2 separate regions of the Mus musculus genome follow, and region 2 is linked to region 1. The links are chromatin loops, found by intact Hi-C in ENCODE. Cell type or tissue: left cerebral cortex. All regions are shown on one strand. Each heading gives the region's core, and the rest is flanking DNA. Links, peaks and the distances in the headings are about the cores only. Region 1 overlaps Ctnnbl1 (catenin, beta like 1). Region 2 holds the start of Vstm2l (V-set and transmembrane domain containing 2-like).

Evidence for each region. Hi-C counts contacts between places; a loop is a spot of excess contacts. Peaks named below come from ENCODE experiments on the same cell type or tissue, not always from the same donor. Only the 100,000 strongest peaks of a DNase experiment are listed, where the experiment ranks them.
Region 2: it touches region 1 in a loop (3-fold over the local background); 5 of 42 quality-filtered maps call a loop at or near these places.

The regions. Positions count from the first base shown.
Region 1 is chr2:157,857,476-157,865,803 of GRCm38, reverse strand. The region is part of intron 11 of Ctnnbl1 (catenin, beta like 1); the gene reads right to left. Among named protein-coding and RNA genes, the nearest start is that of Vstm2l, 53 kb to the left of the region's middle. In left cerebral cortex, for the core only: no CTCF peak of the experiment used is centred there; DNase peaks (open chromatin) are centred at 6,271, 6,558, 7,042, 7,298 and 3 more places; H3K27ac peaks cover 2,007 bases.
Region 2 is chr2:157,909,864-157,918,191 of GRCm38, reverse strand. Vstm2l (V-set and transmembrane domain containing 2-like) reads right to left here and starts at 3,539. Exons shown (of 4, transcript NM_198627.2): 1 at 3,261-3,539. The coding sequence starts at 3,381. In left cerebral cortex, for the core only: CTCF peaks have their summits at 3,126 (motif pointing right) and 4,241 (motif pointing left); DNase peaks (open chromatin) are centred at 3,660, 4,262, 4,684, 4,872 and 4 more places; H3K4me3 peaks cover 2,030 bases; H3K27ac peaks cover 812 bases.

The DNA of each region.
Region 1 (8,328 bases), core at 251-8,250:
AGCAGATCCTTCATGGAGTCACCTTGCAAGTTCCCCCTTCAGATGTGACCCCAGCTCTACACCATCACAACCGTCCCCCTACTCTAGTCTGGCACACTCTCATCCCAGCCCACAACATGCCATAGCCTGCTAGCAGGTGTCCTTGTGTCCATCCTTGCCCATGGGCGTAGTCTTCACAGAAGACCATGATGTTTCTTCAGCAATGGCTCCTGACCTCTTCCTGACTGCGGCTTCTGACACGACACAGGTGCTCCTGCCTCAAGGCCTCTGCCAGGAACGCTCCCTACAGGGAACCCATGCTTACTCTCAGATTCAGAGGCCTCAGCCTTCTCTACTACTTCTCTGCTCCCTTGTCCACACTCTTTGAAAATGCAAAGCTCTAACACAGCTAGTCCTGGAGTCTCATTGAGTCTTCCTTCTCTCTTCATCACACACTGTATGTTTACTAATTTGATCACCGATCCCTTCAATATGCATGGCCTGAAGTCAGGGACTCTAATCTGCATTGGTTACTGCTTATGCCCAGCTCCCATTCCAGTTTGGTGTTTTGGGAAACCTTGGCAAATGAGTAGGAAGGAAACAGGTACTCTGTATGACCAGCCAGAGCTGGTGGTGGGCCCCAAACAGACCATTTCCGAGTTCTAGATATCTTTTTAATGCCTTCATACTCTGGGTATAGCACCCAGCCTAGGTCCAGAGACAGGCTGCCTTGCATGCTAAACAGGAAGAACAGGTTACGAGGTGCCAGGAAGCTCTGCTCTGGAGCGGGCATGGCATAAGCAGGACATTTTCAAAGGCACAGTGGGGTTGGAAGCTGGTGGCTGGGGGTTTGGGAGGGAAGCAAGGCTGCGCTCGGAATGAGCCAAGAAGAGAAGAGAAGACCAGAAGGTAGAGTGTGGGACACCCCAGTTCTACTACTCAAGGCTGATTGAGCAGGGACTCTGATCCCTTCAGCTGGTGAACAGGTGTGAGATGAGCCATAAGGAATGCAGTGAATCTCATACTCAGGCCTGAAACTTTGAAGTTACTTAGCACAGCAGCTGGGAACAACCTCCATGTATATCTACATATAAAGCACCTGACAGGCACAGAAGGAGAGAGGGAACATCAGACAGCTCTCATGCAGTGTCTGAGACAACCCGCTCTCTGCAGGATGGAGAAACCCAGGCCAGGAGCAAAGCACCTCATGGCCCCCCTAGTTGGTGCCAGAGGTCGGTAAGATCCAACTTCAGATGGCACGTGTGTTCACTACCAAGCTCTGCATGTGTGAGAAGGGAGTGCTCAGGGCTCCAAACAGCAGGATCCCTAACCTGAAGGAGCTCCTTAAGGGCAGAGGGTGCAGATCGACAACCACAGCGCAGTGTCAGGTAGGTGACAGCAACTTGGTAGGCATGGGACATCTGCCTAATGCTTCCCACTGGAAAACAAAATTGAAAATCCTCATCCTGGTAGCCTTGCAGAAAAGGAAAGAACCTTTTAGAAAGGCCACTGGATGGAGTGTAATGCACACGTTGGTAAGAGCAACCACCCAGGACCACCAGTGCATTTAGAGGGGGCGCAGAGAGCAGAGCTCTCAAGGTTTAATCCCATCTCAGCAGCCACATTCCTGCAGACCTAGGAACCCTAAGAATGGGTTTCTTTCCTGAGGAATTTTTTGTTTTTCCTTATCAAGGTTCCTCCCTCTGTCTTGGCTTTTAGGAAGTTGAAAGACAAGCTTACAGTAACCAGAGGAAACGGCTTCCTTCTTGCTTTACTGACCATTCCAACAGAGAGCAATGGATGGATAGATGCACGTGGTAAAAAAGTAGCTACACACGGACGGCACAGACATACGGAACATCACGAGTGTCTGTACAAGCATTCTCCTTTCCCCATTCTCCTCCCGCTGTCTTGACCTTCCAAGAAAAACCCACAAAGTATCTTGGGTAAATTCTCAACAGAGAATTGATATTATACTCATATATGTTCCCAAATATAACTGCCCTTACCAGCACAGACTTTCTTTTTTAAACCGCTATCTAGAATGCCACTGAATTTAACTAGTGAGCCATTTCTGGGTATTTTTGGTAGCTTCTAGTGTGAGGGTTTTTTTTTTTTTGTTGTTGTTGTTATTAAGGACAATGACATTCACACGCTGTTGGCATACTTTTGCATGTTCTTTTTCCCTTATAGTATATCCTTAAAAATAAAATATGTGACTCAAATGAAAATCACACATAAAATGTTAAATGCCATTTGGGCTGAAGAGATGGCTCAACAGGTAAAGATGGCACTTGCCATGCAAGCTTGGGAACCTGAGTTCAAGCCCTGGAACTCAAATCAAAGTGGAAGGGAGAACTGACTTCACTACGATGTCCTGACTTCCGTGTGTGGGCTGGCTGTGGCACAGGAGCTCCCTCCGACATACCATGTGTACACATACACAAAGACATACATATGTTGAATATGTCTCCCTACACCTTTCCTCACAGTCTCCACGACCCAAGAGAAGTGACAACAGCCGGGCAGATAGAACCAGACCCCCTTCTTCCCCACCTACGTCCCTGATTAGCAGTTGTGCAACATCCTTTTCCTATGTGCTTGAACCAGGGAACAGCAGGATACCTTACAACACAGAGGCCATGAGGGTTTGGCTTGGGTGACTCAGAAATCTTATCCTAGGCATCTGCAAGCTGAAGGCCTGGGAAAGCAAGAGGGGGCAGTCCCACTGCAAGCCCAAAGGCCAAATACACTAAGCCCCAGTCTTTGGAGGGCTGAGAACGATGTCTGAGGGCAGGGAAAGATGGCTGTCTGGCCCCTCCTCTTTGTTATTATTTAGAGTTCTCAATAGATGGGGTGATGCCCACCTACACAGGTGAGGGTAATCTTTACTCAGCCACCTGATTCAAATGCTAACCTGTCCCAGAAACACTCTCCTAGGCACACTCAGGCCCCGTTACATCCGCTAGCAGGGCTTCCTTTAGCACCGCCGCAGTAGCACATGACGGACTCATAAGACTATGCTTACTAATGTTTGTTTTGCTTCTCCTGCCAACTCATAGCTTTCTTAACTTTGATTCCTAAGGGATCTTTGTAAGTTAAGGAAACTACCTTCTTCGTATATCTTGTGGATGTTTTCCTTAGTTTGCCATCTGTCTTTCGGAAATTCTTACTCAAAGTCAGGCTTAGCAGCAGCGTGCTGCCCTGCTCTCACCCTGCTTCAGATGCCTGTTTGTGGGCTAGAGGCACAGCTCGGCAGGCAGATGTTTCTACCACACGCACGAGGTCACAGGTCCGGGTTTGGCTCCAGCACCCTTCTCCCCAGTCTTACTTGGGAGCAGGTTGGCACCTCGTGCATTTGTCGTGCATGTGTGACAGAACACTATTTTGTCAACATACCTTACAGCCAAACTATGAGAAAAGTGCTATTTTTATCTTAGTCTTGTTAATCTGGAACAGAAAACCCAGAGAGGTTAGTTTGCGATCCCATGTATGAAAAAGTTACCCGACTCCAAACTATAACCAATCCTTTGGCTCTTAAAGATGAAGAGGAGACCTGAAACCAACCTTGCCTAAAAACAGGCCCCACAAGGGCTCACTGTGCCCAAAAGACAGACACGATGTAAATGTGGATTTATAAAACCCCACAGTTTTAACGAGGCTAAAATGAAGCAAAAGGCCATATGGAGGAAGACACAAATAACAACCCGTCTTCCCACTTTACAGAATTAAGTCTTCCCAGAAGCAATTTCTTTCAGAGTCTAAATAAAGAAGAGACTTTGGATTTTACAGTTCCACAGATACCGAACCAGAGCCTTACTCTGCAGTCCTCTCCCCTTTGAATCCTGCTGATTCTGATGGGGAAGAAAGTTACAAGGGACTGTTCTTTCTATGCCTTACCAGGAGGGCGGGGGTTACCGGGGCCTGGGAAGGCATCTGGAGCACTGTGTTTCAAGCAGGGAAATGTGGTCCTTGAAAGAACGTTTGTGATACTCTTAGTTAGCATGCACGTCCACAGCTCAGCCCAGTCTAGGCAGGAGAAACCTTGACCACCAACACAGTACACTAAGCAAGCTGTCACCTGCCTGACTGATAGGGCTTTAAGCCAAGCACGCCCAAAGCTGCCCTTGCTCCTTCTACCTCTGTAAGCTCTGGCCTGTCATGTCATAGGGAAACACTCCAGCCACCCCAAGTTTTAGCACACAGGTTTCATTAGCTACTAATAAATGTAGCTTCCCTAAGAACAGATTTCAGCCCATGGTAGTGTCAATTTTTCATACACCAAGGAGATGGGGAGAGCCGCTGGCACAGAGAGCAGAGGAGATAACAGGTTTATCTGCTGGCCAGCACCGCTCAGCTGCTCTGTCATTTCGACAGCATAAAATGGAGGTGAAGGATGGCTACGGAGCTGTCAGTGTGGACATGTAGATGCAGTAGCTCCACGGCAGAGGAAAACACATAGACATATATCCTCCTATCAGGCACACATGCTCCACATACATACATGCCACACAGGTGCCACATACACAATCCACCACACCACATCTATACATCCCACATGCTACCCCTGGAACCCACAAAGGGGAGGGTCAAGTAAACCTCCATTTTTCAATTCACTGGTGAGAGAGGTTGGCATCTTAGCATCCTGGTGGAATGTATGAGCCAGCACAGACACTGTGCCCATGTAACTCCCTGCCTGCTGGGCATCCTGCTCAATAGTCATACAACTGGCTGCCTCCTACATTAATTACTGAAATTGCCTGGAGGGGTGGCTCTGGTCCACCCTTCCCCCTTTACTCTCCTCAGGGCCTCTCTAGGGCGATTAGCAATGAGCTAGATTGCTAAAAGTTTGATTTTCCAGGGCAGTTAAGAGTTTTATGATTTTCAGAGCTGGAAGGGGCTAGAGCTCTCTAGTCTACTTCCCCTGGGGTTCTTCATATAGAAACAATGGCCTAGGGAAGGGTATGACTTGCCTCAGGTTAAAAGCACATTCGAAGGAGCACAGGAATCTACAATCTACAGCTGATCCACCCACCCTCGCTCCCTCCCTCTGTTCCTCAAACCAGTCTACTGTAGAATCTGAGGAATACTTCAGCATGGACTCTGGGCATCCACCTCTCTTAGAGATGGTGTCTCAGTTAAGGATCCTCACTTACACGCAAACCAGGGCTTTCCAGACTAGGGAAATGAGGGAGTCATTCCAAGTAGGTTTCTGGTGTACACCGTTTTGCAAAAAATTGAACAGGTCAGTGTTTCTTAAAAGTCAGCGAGGTCTAAATCCCAAGATGCATTTGGTAAGCAGCGTCTCACTCTGTGAGAAGAGCCATTTCCCCTCTAGAGAGACCTGTTCCTAAGGGGAGATAGGTATCAGGTCCCTGCAGAGAGAGACAAGCCCCAAGTCCTTGCTTCAGAACCATCCAGGCTTGAGTTCAAATCCTGCCCCCAGCAGTTCCTAGCTATTAAACCTCAGAGTGGGTGTTTTTTCTGCCTCAATTTCCTTGTTTGTAAGATGAGGTTGATCCATCACCTATTAAATCCATGGTCTCAAGGGAACATGCACAGTGCTCACTCATCAGATGGCAGCCTAAGATGTGCTGCACCAAAAAGAGCTTCGTGGGACTTCTTCACCTGTGCACTGGGGGCTTGGCTCTCTCCTTCCACACTTTTCTGGTCCCATAGTCCCTGCAGTGTGCTTGTCTGCCTGGGTCCTGGTGAGAAAATATCTTTCTAATACTAAAATGGAGCAAGGTCAACTTCACTCTTGCTCTTTAATCCTACAATAAATTAAAATAAAGTGCTGGGGTGTGACTGTCTATAAAGCCAAATAATACAAAATTCTGGAGACCCGCAGACATCCCCGAGGCAAGTAGTAGCTGTTTATAGGAAGCTGAAGGACACATCATATCTAGGCAGAGATGAGCTTACCTTTCAATAAAAATGAATACATTTAGCCATAATAACCATTTATTGAAAAGAGAATACATAATTTGCAGAACTATAAAAAATAGCTTATTGTTCCTCAGTTGTGGTCAGTGATAGGACATAAAGCATTCTGAATATCTTCTATGTGCTAGATACCATAGCAAGCAGAGGACCATAGAGATGAATGTAGGACTGTGCAAAACTACCTGTGTCTTGAAGAGAGGTGTGTGTGTGTGTGTGTGTGTGCGCGCGCATGCTGTGGTACATGTGGAGGAGTTGGCTCTCTCCTCCCACCATGTGAGTCTCAGGGCTCTGACTCAGGCTGTCAGGCTTGGCAGCAAGTGCCTTTACCTGCTGAGCCATCCATCTCGCCAGGCTTGGCAGGCCACTCTACAGCCTCAGAACCTCCACCTGCCTTCCAATGGTCCAAATGCTTGGCTAAGGACACACACACACAGGTCAGCCAGGGTTCTAATAGGATGGAAATGGTCCCTGTTCTTCACACATCAGGCTATATCCTGGTCAGATCCAGCAAGGCTTCTTTAAAATTCAGGCCATGCTGCCTTTGTTTCCACTCAACACCCAAGGCCACCGGTGCCTTTGTTTTAAGGAAACCAAATGCCGCGCTGTTTTTATGCTCTAAAATTACAGCCATCCAGTTTTAGTACTGAGCCCACTGCCCACCTCCCTTCAGCTACCCAGATGGACTGACATCCTGGTTTCTGCTAAGATTCTAGATGCAAACAGGATGTTCAAAATACCCTAATTAGATCGATCCCAGCCTCAGCAGTGGTGTGCTGGAATACAGATTAATCTGCCTCATGGTCTGCACTGGTAGCTGAAGTAGCAGGAGGCCCTGTCAAATCAAGTCATAGTCATATCTTCTGCTTTTATTATTATTGTTTTTTTTTCTCTTCTTACACTTCATGATAATGGACATCTGCCTAGTCAGGGATGTATTGAGCCATGCAGAGTCACACGTGTATGCTCAGCCCCTCCTGCTGAATATTGATGCCAGTCAGATCACTCTTCGAAAGACACATGCATCTGTGTGAGCATCTATGTATAGCCTCTTTGGCACACACATAAAATACATGTATTCTTCTCCAACCTCCCCTGAATATTCAATACACGGCAGGCAGGCATATGTGGGGGCTTGAGATGGCAGCACACATGCAAACTACAATGTGTCTGTGTGCACTCTGCATGTCTCATGTCGCTTCACTCTCACAACAACCTACAGGTCACTTTGACCAGTCTCCCTGTTTCCCATCAAGGAACAAGTGACCTGGTCAGTTCTACAGTGACCAAGCTCATCCTTTCCCTTAAGTGTTACAACAGCCCCCAACCCTGCTGGTGAGGCAGATAAAACCACAAGCTACTTCCCCTCAGCGAAGCTTTCAAAGCGGAACGCCAGGGAGGATGTGTGGGAATGCTCTCCCACTCTGCTGTCCATCAGAGCCCTTGTCACACTAAGCCACAGGGCCTCAGTCCCGCCTGTCCTTAGTCCTGCATCACACACACGCACACGCACACACACACAAACATCTAAATCCCTGAGAAGGGAGGGAGAGGAAGGTCAAGGCAAACGAAATGCTCCAGTTTCCCAGCAGTGGAACACGGGGGCAGAGGAGTAAGAGTATGCCAGACAAAGTGCAAGAGGCTGGGGCACAGAGACATGAAGAGCAGGTCTCTCACTGGAGGTGGGCAAGGGTGGAGCAAATAGGGAAGTGTAGGAGGCGTAAGCTAGAATCCCACATCTCAGTCTAGAATCTGGACTTCGTTGCATATGACACAGGTCAGCTAGCAGAAACAAGCAGCACTATGTGTGTTCTAAGAGAGTCATCCTAGAAAAGGGACAGGGAGGCGTCTCACAGAATCACAGGCACCAAACAAGTTTTCACTGCATTCAGATGTCTCTAACAGTAAACTGTCCCTAAGCAGAATTTGAAATAGTCAATGACCTCCCTCAAGAGTCTCAGGCTTGGCCATCTTCCTCTGGGAGGGAGGGGGATGTACAAAGGAACTGGGAGAATAGACTTTTAGTCCACACCCCAAGAAAAACTCTCTATGGGTCTTTTGTCCACCTACAGCTTGGGGACCTTTTCTTGACTATGGGGTGAGAATGACTTAGATAGCCTGCTAGTTATCAAAAAGACGCAAACTAGTGAGTGACCCAACATGAGGTCATGGAAACGTGAAACCACTGAGACTTAGACAAGTGTTCCTGGCAGCTCTATTCCCCAAGGTCCAATTCTGGAACAGCCTATTAACAGGAAGAATGAAGTTTATCCACATAACAGAATTCTACTCAGCAACAACAATAGCAACAACAAAAGAACCCACCAATGCATACCTCAACTATGAACGAACTTCACAAAGGGCACACAGAGTGGATGCCTTACCCGGTAGACAAGAAGGTATTGT
Region 2 (8,328 bases), core at 262-8,261, 52 kb before region 1:
GCGGCCTTAACGGTTCCCCGGGGAACCCCCCCTGGAGTTAGGGCTCTGCAGAGAAAGAAGTTCATTACAGGACTAGGCTGAGTCTGCCCAGAGGCTGGCCTCGAGATGATAGATCCAGAGTCACTGGCACCCCTTATTCTGATGTGGTCCTCCAGGTTCTGCACAGGCACAGTGACCTTGGGTGAGTCGTTTGGTGAGCTCTCCAAACGCAGTTTTCTTGAGTATCTATCTAATGCCAGCCTGCATGAGTTCACAGTGGGGAGAGGTCTGGGCACTTAGAACACACAGTCAGCATTCCATACACTGTAGGTCCATCCCCTCCCACCCCTGCTAGGGGCATAGCCATGAGCTGCCCTTTTCTTGTGAGGAAAGCCAGAGCAGCTGCCATTGCGATGTAGGAGGTGTGAGTCTCCCCATCCTGTCTCTGAGTGCTGGGGTTCGGGTGCCTTCTGAGAGCCAGGCACCATCCATTCTGCAAGCTTTGGCGATGCTTCCTCTGAAGGCGGTTGAGTGGACGTTGGGGGAGGGGGGTGTTGGGGAGTAAACAGACATCCTTGCTGGCTGACCTGCCTGGTCACAGACACTCCGTGTGACAACCCCAGGGACAGACAGGTGCAAGGCAATAGCTGGTGGCTGGGCAGGATCAGGTGGAGCTGCAGCCGTGAGCTGACACCAAGCTAAGCAGTTGAGGTTTGTGGGTTCATCCCTAGGACTCCCTGCTCCGAGCCCCAACCCTTTCTCCTAAACCCATAGACACCATCCTGACCTGGCCTTATTCCCTGAATCAGCTGAGGACATGCGGAGCCCAGGAATAATGAAACGATCAGGCTCCAATCTGCTAAACAGCAATTTCGGGGCTTTTTCAGCACACACAGCTTTTATCAAATTGGTATTCTCCTCCTGAACACAAATGGCTTATTAGACATGACCCACTTATTCGCCGCGTCTCACTATCATTAATAACTGTTTCTTTTTGTGATTAAGTGAGTGGCTCCAGACCCTTCCTGTGGTGACAGGGTGCTGGACCCAGCAGAGGGGCAGCTGTGGGGCTCCTTAGCAGCCAGTGCTTGGTGACTTTGAGCCTGGCAATGTCGAGAGGGTGGACGGGCCCCTGCAGAGCAGTGGGGCCATCTCTTGAGGGACAGAGCAGAGGAGGTCCCAAGGGGTGACCCATTTACCCAGAGACAGTCAAGAGGAGATCAGATTCTCAGAAACTGGTCCTGTCCCCTTTGCATCCAGCACCTCCCTGAATCCCCAATTCAGGGGTTGGTCCAGAGTGGGGATGAGAAGATCAGTAGGGCTGTGCCCCTCTCAGCGCAGCTGGCACCAGGGGGCAGGAGGAGACTGTCACACAAAGGAAAGAGCCTGCTTACTCAAGAATGACCCAAATTCGGAGGGTCTGGTGCCCCAAAGACAATGACCATAGGCCTCAGAGTTCTATGTTTGTACCTCAAGGGATCTCAAACTCAGAAAGGCAAGTCCTTCTTGAAGAGGCCTCCTAGTATAAGTTTTGACAGTGCCAAGGAACTGAGCTGGACAGGCAGACGGGAGGGGAGAGAAGGGAGGAATTCCCAGTTTCCCCTGAATGAGAAAAAAAAATGTGACAGGGAGAGAAATGACCTGGACAAAGTGCTGCTTCTCGCCTGACAGACCCTGGAGCCAGTCTTGGCTCAGCCGCTCTCTCACTGTGTGACCTTGGGCAACTCCCTTCACCTCTCTGAGACTTGATTTCTCCTCTGTGAATAGAGCATCAAAATAGTCCTTTCCCTGTTTTCTACCTTTCCTGCCAGGCCAGCAGAAATCATGATGGACATCAAGGTATGTGAGAGGTTTTTGTCCAACATAGCGAGGAGGTGAGGTGTATGTAGATACGGGGATCTGGGCTTCCCTTAGGCACAGGAATTCTGAGCATGGCTTTGAAAACCCCTCCCTCTGGAGCAACCCCAATCGTGCAGCACACCTGTAAAAGGCCTTGCCTGGGTTTCCAGGCTCTGGCGCACACCTTTAACTCACTCCCATCAAAAGAAATCATCCTGTTCTCAGCCCTTTGTTCAAACCTCTCCCAGCCTGGGCACACAGAGCACAGCACGTGTGCTGTAGCCTCTGATGAGGGAAGGGATGGACGGAAGCAGGGTCACCTCTGGTTTCAACCACCCCTGCCCCATCACACAGCATGGCTCAGGGGCAGGGAGCCTCCACAGCTGCCTGCCCCACACCACCCAACTCTGCTGCCAACTTGGGCTCCTGTGGGGAGGAAAGGCGCTTCAGACACTCGTGCAGGCAGCACTTGCTTTCTCCTTGCTCCCACAATGCTGGAGTTCAACATTTCAGTCCTCTAGGGGCAAGGTTGAGATGGGGTCCCCGAGATGGGGGTGTCCTGTAGGATTCAAGGGGTTCATGATCCCCCCAGGGACAAACACCCTACATTCCTCTTTACTCCTGGCCTCTAGCTGAAAGAATAGACCTCAACTACTCCAGTGTATCCCAGCTCTCCGTCCCTACCTTCTTATCCCCAGACTGTCCCTACCCCTGGATGCCACCCACCCACATGGATGGCAAAGGAAGCTGCCACCCAGGCTAGCAGGTCTTAAGCAACAGCATCTGGCGCCCCTCAGGACCATTCCCGGCCGTGGAAGGGATGGATCCTGATGAAGAGGATGCAGGAGCAGTTTCAGCGTTAAACCCACAAAGGAGAAAGGAATCGGGGCAGAGAGAAGTGGGTGGGCAAAGTGTGTGCACAAGTGCGTGCGTGCATGTGTATCCGTGTCTGCAGGCAGACAGGCAAGAGTTGTGGCGAAGCGAAGCGTGTGTGCCCGAGTGCCAGCTGGCAGGGTGAGCCACCAGCCAGTGTCTGATTCGTGTGCGTAGTGGGCACAAGTATATTTACCAGCGAGGAGAGGCTCAGAGGGGATGTGCAGAGTTGTGAGTGTGGGATGCAGTGAGCGTGGCTGAGTGTGTCCGCGGTTGGAGACATCTGTATGGTCGCAGAGGTGTGTGTATCCGTGTGAGTGTGTACGCGCGTGGAGGGGGTCTTCTGCGAGCTGGGGCCAGAGCGAGTGTGCTCTTGGGAACCCCTTCTCGCAGAGCTGGCCCCGATAGGAGACAGGGTGGGTCCCCAGTCCCAGCAGAGGGCGCCCCGGAACTCTGGGCCATAGCATCAGTCGGCGCAGGTTCGAGCACCGCGACCGCCAAGTTGGAGCGGCTGCGACCGGGGTGGGGTTCAGTGGGGGGAAGTCCGTGGGGGCTGCGCGCAAACTCACCGTGTCCGGAGACGTGGTTGTCCCAGGGCGCATGGCCTGCGGGTCGCGTGGCGCCGCCGAGTTGCAGGAAAAGTGCCAGGTAGTGGAGGGCGCCCAGCGCCGCGGCCAGCGGGGCCCCCATGCTGCGCGCTCCGGCCGGGGGCGCCGCCGCCTCACATCGGGGCTCCGCAGCCCGCAAAGCCCGCGCCCGCCGTACCCTGCCCGGCGCCGCCGCCGCCCTCTCCTGCTGGCCCCGGCCCGGCCCCGGCTGCAGGCAGCGAGCGCACGCCCAGCCCGCCGCCTCCGACTGCGGGACTCTTCGCTTGCGCGGAAGGCCACTCCGCGCCGCCGCGCACCCGCCCTCCCCCTCGCTCCCCGCCCTGAGCCGGCGGCGGCGGAGGGATCCGCAGCTTGATTTATCATCAAAGTTTTGCCCAGGCTGGGATTTTTAAAGCGGTACTCGCAACTGGCCTCCCGCGCGGGAGCGGGGGTGGGGCAGGCCCGGGGGTGGAAGGCCACCTGGGGACCTAACCCCCCGCAGGGCGGAACACTAGGGTGTTGGGAGTCGAAATCCGATCGTTGGGGATAAACATCCGACCTGCCACCAGACCCGTGCGCTGGAGGGGCCGCTCAACTTTGCCAGCTGGGTAGTGTTGGGGCCAGGGCCAGGCGAGGTGCAGGACAGGTGAATAGGGGTGGGGGGCGCACCCGGGATGAGACATAGGTGAACTAGTTTAAGATCTGGCAGCTTTGGGGTCCCCGTGTGATCACGCGTAGTTTCTCCTGTCCTCGAGTTCTTCGTCTGAAAAATGGGGACAGACGCCACCACCAGAAGCAGTGTGTGTCGGGGGTTGGGGGGGGGGGGGTCTTTGGAGTTAGGTGGGTAAAGTGGGGAACATCGTGGCGCCCACACAATGTAGTTATCATTGTGGTTCCTGTCTCTGGGACTCAGCAGTTAGTGGGGCTCCTAGCTTAGAGGTGTTGGGGTTCTACACAGTGAACTGGATCGCCCCCTTCTGGACTGTAAGGCTCTCCCTAGATGAAAGGTCTAGATGGAGTGTGTGTGTGTGTGTGTGTGTGTGTGTGTGTGTGTCTGTGTGTGTAAACCATGAAGACTCTTTCATTCCCAAGAGTGGCAGTCCAATTCTGATTCCTTCCTTGACTCTTTAACTGAGGCTTTTGTGACAGGAAAAGAGGGTTGGGGGGTTATTTTAAAGAAAAGCCTATTTCATAAGGCTGCCTTCTCCGAGGTCTTGAGAAGATCCGGAGCAAGGTTTCGGACCCCGGGAAGGATTCTTCCTACCCTCATTTCTCCTCTGCCTTCGCCGGCAGGCATTGTTTCAGCATTGCGGACAGCACCCTTTTCGTTTCATCCTTTAAGAACCGCGGACAGCGCCTCGGGGGTGATTAGATGCGAGGGTTCAGCACCGTGGACAGATCCCCGCTCCACACACACAGCACCGCAGGGATCCAGCTTCCAGCACGGCTCACAGTACCTAAAGTTTGAGAGATCTAAAAAGCGGAGTGACACACCGTGCTTGCTGTCTTTATTCTGTCTCCCTATGCCCCTTTCAGATATTATGGTGGATAGTATACTGTTGTCACCAGGATCAACTCAAGTTTCCCTCCCTGCTAGGTGTTGCATGTTAGAGGCACAGTTTCAGCACCACGGACAGCTCCTCTTCAGCATCAGCCAGCTGTGCAGAGGCTCTTTAAACTCCTATCCAAGATCTTTCCAGAACACTGTGGTGGCAGAACCGGGGATCGGACCCGAGTGTTCTCCTCTTCAAACGCAGATTGGAAGTAAATAAATACATTTCAAAATATGAAGAGGGGCAGACAGAGAGACAGAGACTGAGTGAGACTGGAGGGAAGGGCACAGCAAAGGGACAAGAAGTCTCAGGTCCTTCCAGAACAGCCTCTAGGTACTATATCTGTCCTATCATTGTCAGGAAACTGAGGCTCAGAAAGGCTGAACTTGCTGCTTAAAGCAGGGCAATGCTAAAAGTGTGTTGGTCCAGGAAGTAGAGACCAGACTCTCAGGCATATATCTGAGCAGCCTTAACTCAGCCCTCCTTGTTACAGCTTTGGAAGGTAAGAACCAGGGAGGGCTTTCCTGAACAAGGTCCAAGTCCTCTGTCTCTCATCTCAGGACTCTCCCATTGCACCCACCTGCTCCACTTGTATCCCCCATACCAGTACAGTTTACACACCATATTCATATCCGTGACTCCTGAGGCAGGGGAACCTGAGATGTCTCCATCTCCCACCCCCACCCCCTTTAATTAAAGTTTCTAAATTGCTGCCTGAGGTTTGGATAAAGAGAATGACCTACAACTTTAGTAATGGCCATTGAGACTCCTGGCCCATCACTGGAGTGGCCCAGACTACACTGGGTTCCACCATTTACACTCCTGACCCCTGAGACTAATATCCTCCTTTCACAGTCAAGGAGACTGAAGCTCAGGGAGATGGAGTCACTTGTGCAAAGTGCATGCGTGAGTAGCAGAGCCAGATGCGGTGACTCTCCAGGCTATATGCTTTCCTTGTGTAATTGTTTCTTGTCTGCATCCCTGATCCAAATGCAAAGCACAGAGTCTGAAACGACTGAGTTGGGTGAGGCAGAGAGTACCCACACACTGTCCCCAGAAAGTCTCCAGGAATCTACCGGGGCAGAGCATTCTAATCACTCACAGAGCTCTGGAATGCTCCAGGAGAGAGTAAGTCTCCTGTCCCTGGAGGCAACTAAGCAAGCATCCAGCAGTCATGTGGATGGTGTGAGGCAAATATCACTGCTATTTCCCCTACACAAATGAGGCTTGGAAGGTGAGCAAATCCTTTAGCTGGGAAAGAAGCTCATCTCAAAGTTGCTCCAAGCAGGGGACCTTGTGTTCTCACTGCCAAGTCTGCAGAGCTCACTAGAGAGTCCCCACCCTCCCCTTGACTCTGGGAGGCCACCCCCCCTTCCCTCCTTGAAAGGTGTCACTTGAGCACTGTGGCTCTGTCAGTGGTAACAGCCGTAAGATTTGTCCTTTTAATCCAGAATCAATAACAAATTTCATTTAAAAATAAATTAAACTAGGCATTGGAAATCATTCACCGTGCGGGCCAGGGCCCTATAGAGCACCGTCTAAATGGCTTCCTCTCGCTCATCTATCAATGTCACGAGGGGGGAAATACCTGAGCTGCCTGATTCATGGGGAAACGACTTAAATGTATCAGGACCTAACAATGAGCAATGTAAGCCAGAGCCGCACCTTGCACACACCAATAACATGGGAGCGAGGCTTCATGAAAGCTTATCGAGACCCCACGGTCACTGGCTTTGAGGGAGCCCATTTGTAAGGGGGAACAATGGCTTTAGGATACAGCTGCCTAATTTCTAGAATGCATTACTGAGCTCAGAGGAGCAATGGAATTCTATTAAAGCCTTATCTGCCATGAGAGGGTATGAAACCGGCAGGGAAATCCAGACTTGGCACTAGCATGCCTAAGACAGCACCAGGGCTGACCTGGGAGGTGAGTAAAACAGCCCAGAGGTGGGGGTGGGGCAGGCGGGGCCCTGGGTGTGTGGAGATATGTGCATTAATAGAACTCCAGTTGCCAGCGATTACGTTTACATCAGCGAATAAAACTTGGCAATAAAACATCAGAGCTGCGTCTCCGACAGCACCTCCATTTATAGCCTGCGTATTTCACTCATTCTAACAGGAGGCAGGGAACTCAAGGTGTCCCCGTTTCTCCCCCCTTTAATTAAATTTCCTAAATTGCTGCCTAAGATTTGGATAAAGAGAATAACTTACAGCTCCAGTAATGGCCATCGAGGCTCCTGGCCCATCACTAGAGTGGCCCTGACTGTACCAGGTCCCATCATTATTAAAGTGAAATATAGTAAGCCTTGTCTTCCTGGGCTCTGGTTTGTAGAAGATGATACAGCCTCTTGTTAGATGCTGGCCCAGGCCCGGGCCCAGGTCTGCCTTAGTTATCATTTCTCCCTGTGTGAATTCTCCTCCACCATGCGTTCAACACTGTATGCATGCACACTCATTTGAAGTCTCTGACAATTGATCAGAGGCTAGAGCGACCCTCAGGATCCTCAAGTACACATCACATAAACTACTAGTGCCCAGGCCTCGTTGACATTGTGCCTCATATTACACCAATGCACAGCCAATGCTAAGCACCACTGGCTTAGACGGATTTTTTTTTTTTTTAAACAACCTTGGCTTGCTGGGAGCTCACTACATGGACCAGGCTGGCCACAAACTCATAGGGATCTACCTCCCTCTGCCTCCTGAGTGCTGAGATTAAAGGCATGTGCCATCATACTCACCAAACAATTTTTGTTTGTTGTTTTGTTTTTGAGACCAATTTTTATTAGGCATTTCATTTCCTCCTGGTTGGCCTGGAACTCACAGAGAGCTCCCTGTCTCTGCCTCCCTAATGCTGGGATTAAAGGCGTTTACCATCACACCTGAGCAGATCTTCTAATTTTTTTTTTAAGATTTGTTTTTATTTTTAAATTATAAGTCTCTGTGTGGGCTTGTATACCTGCGTGCAGTGCCCATGGAGACCGGAAGAGAGTATAGGAGGATCCCTTAGAGCTGGAGCTTCAGGCTCTACTGTCAGGCTCAAACTGTCCCATGTGGGTGCTGAGAGCTGAACGTGGGTCCTCTGTACTGCTCTCAACTGCTGAGCCATCTCTCCAGCCCTTGGGCAGAGTTTTGAGATGTCTGTAGCTTTAGAATCCCTAGGAAAAATGCTGTGCCCACTGAAGTATGGGCCTCACCTTGGGGGATTCTTGTACTTGGGTGGGGGGATACATTTAACAATCTGCCAACTTAAAACCTGTCCCCACCCCCACCCCCCAGTGTGTCTAACATGTGTCATACAGCACTGCTACGGTAGAGGGTCCTCAACTCCTGTCCCTGACTTATGATCATGGCTCTATCTGCTCTTGCTCTCATGGAGGTCAGCGCAGGGGTTGCACTGTGGCCAGACCCTCTCTGATGACTGCTGTCCTTCTTCCTCGATCCATCAAAAGCTGGAAACCTCCATAGATAGTTCATGTGAGCTTCCAGGCTTGCAG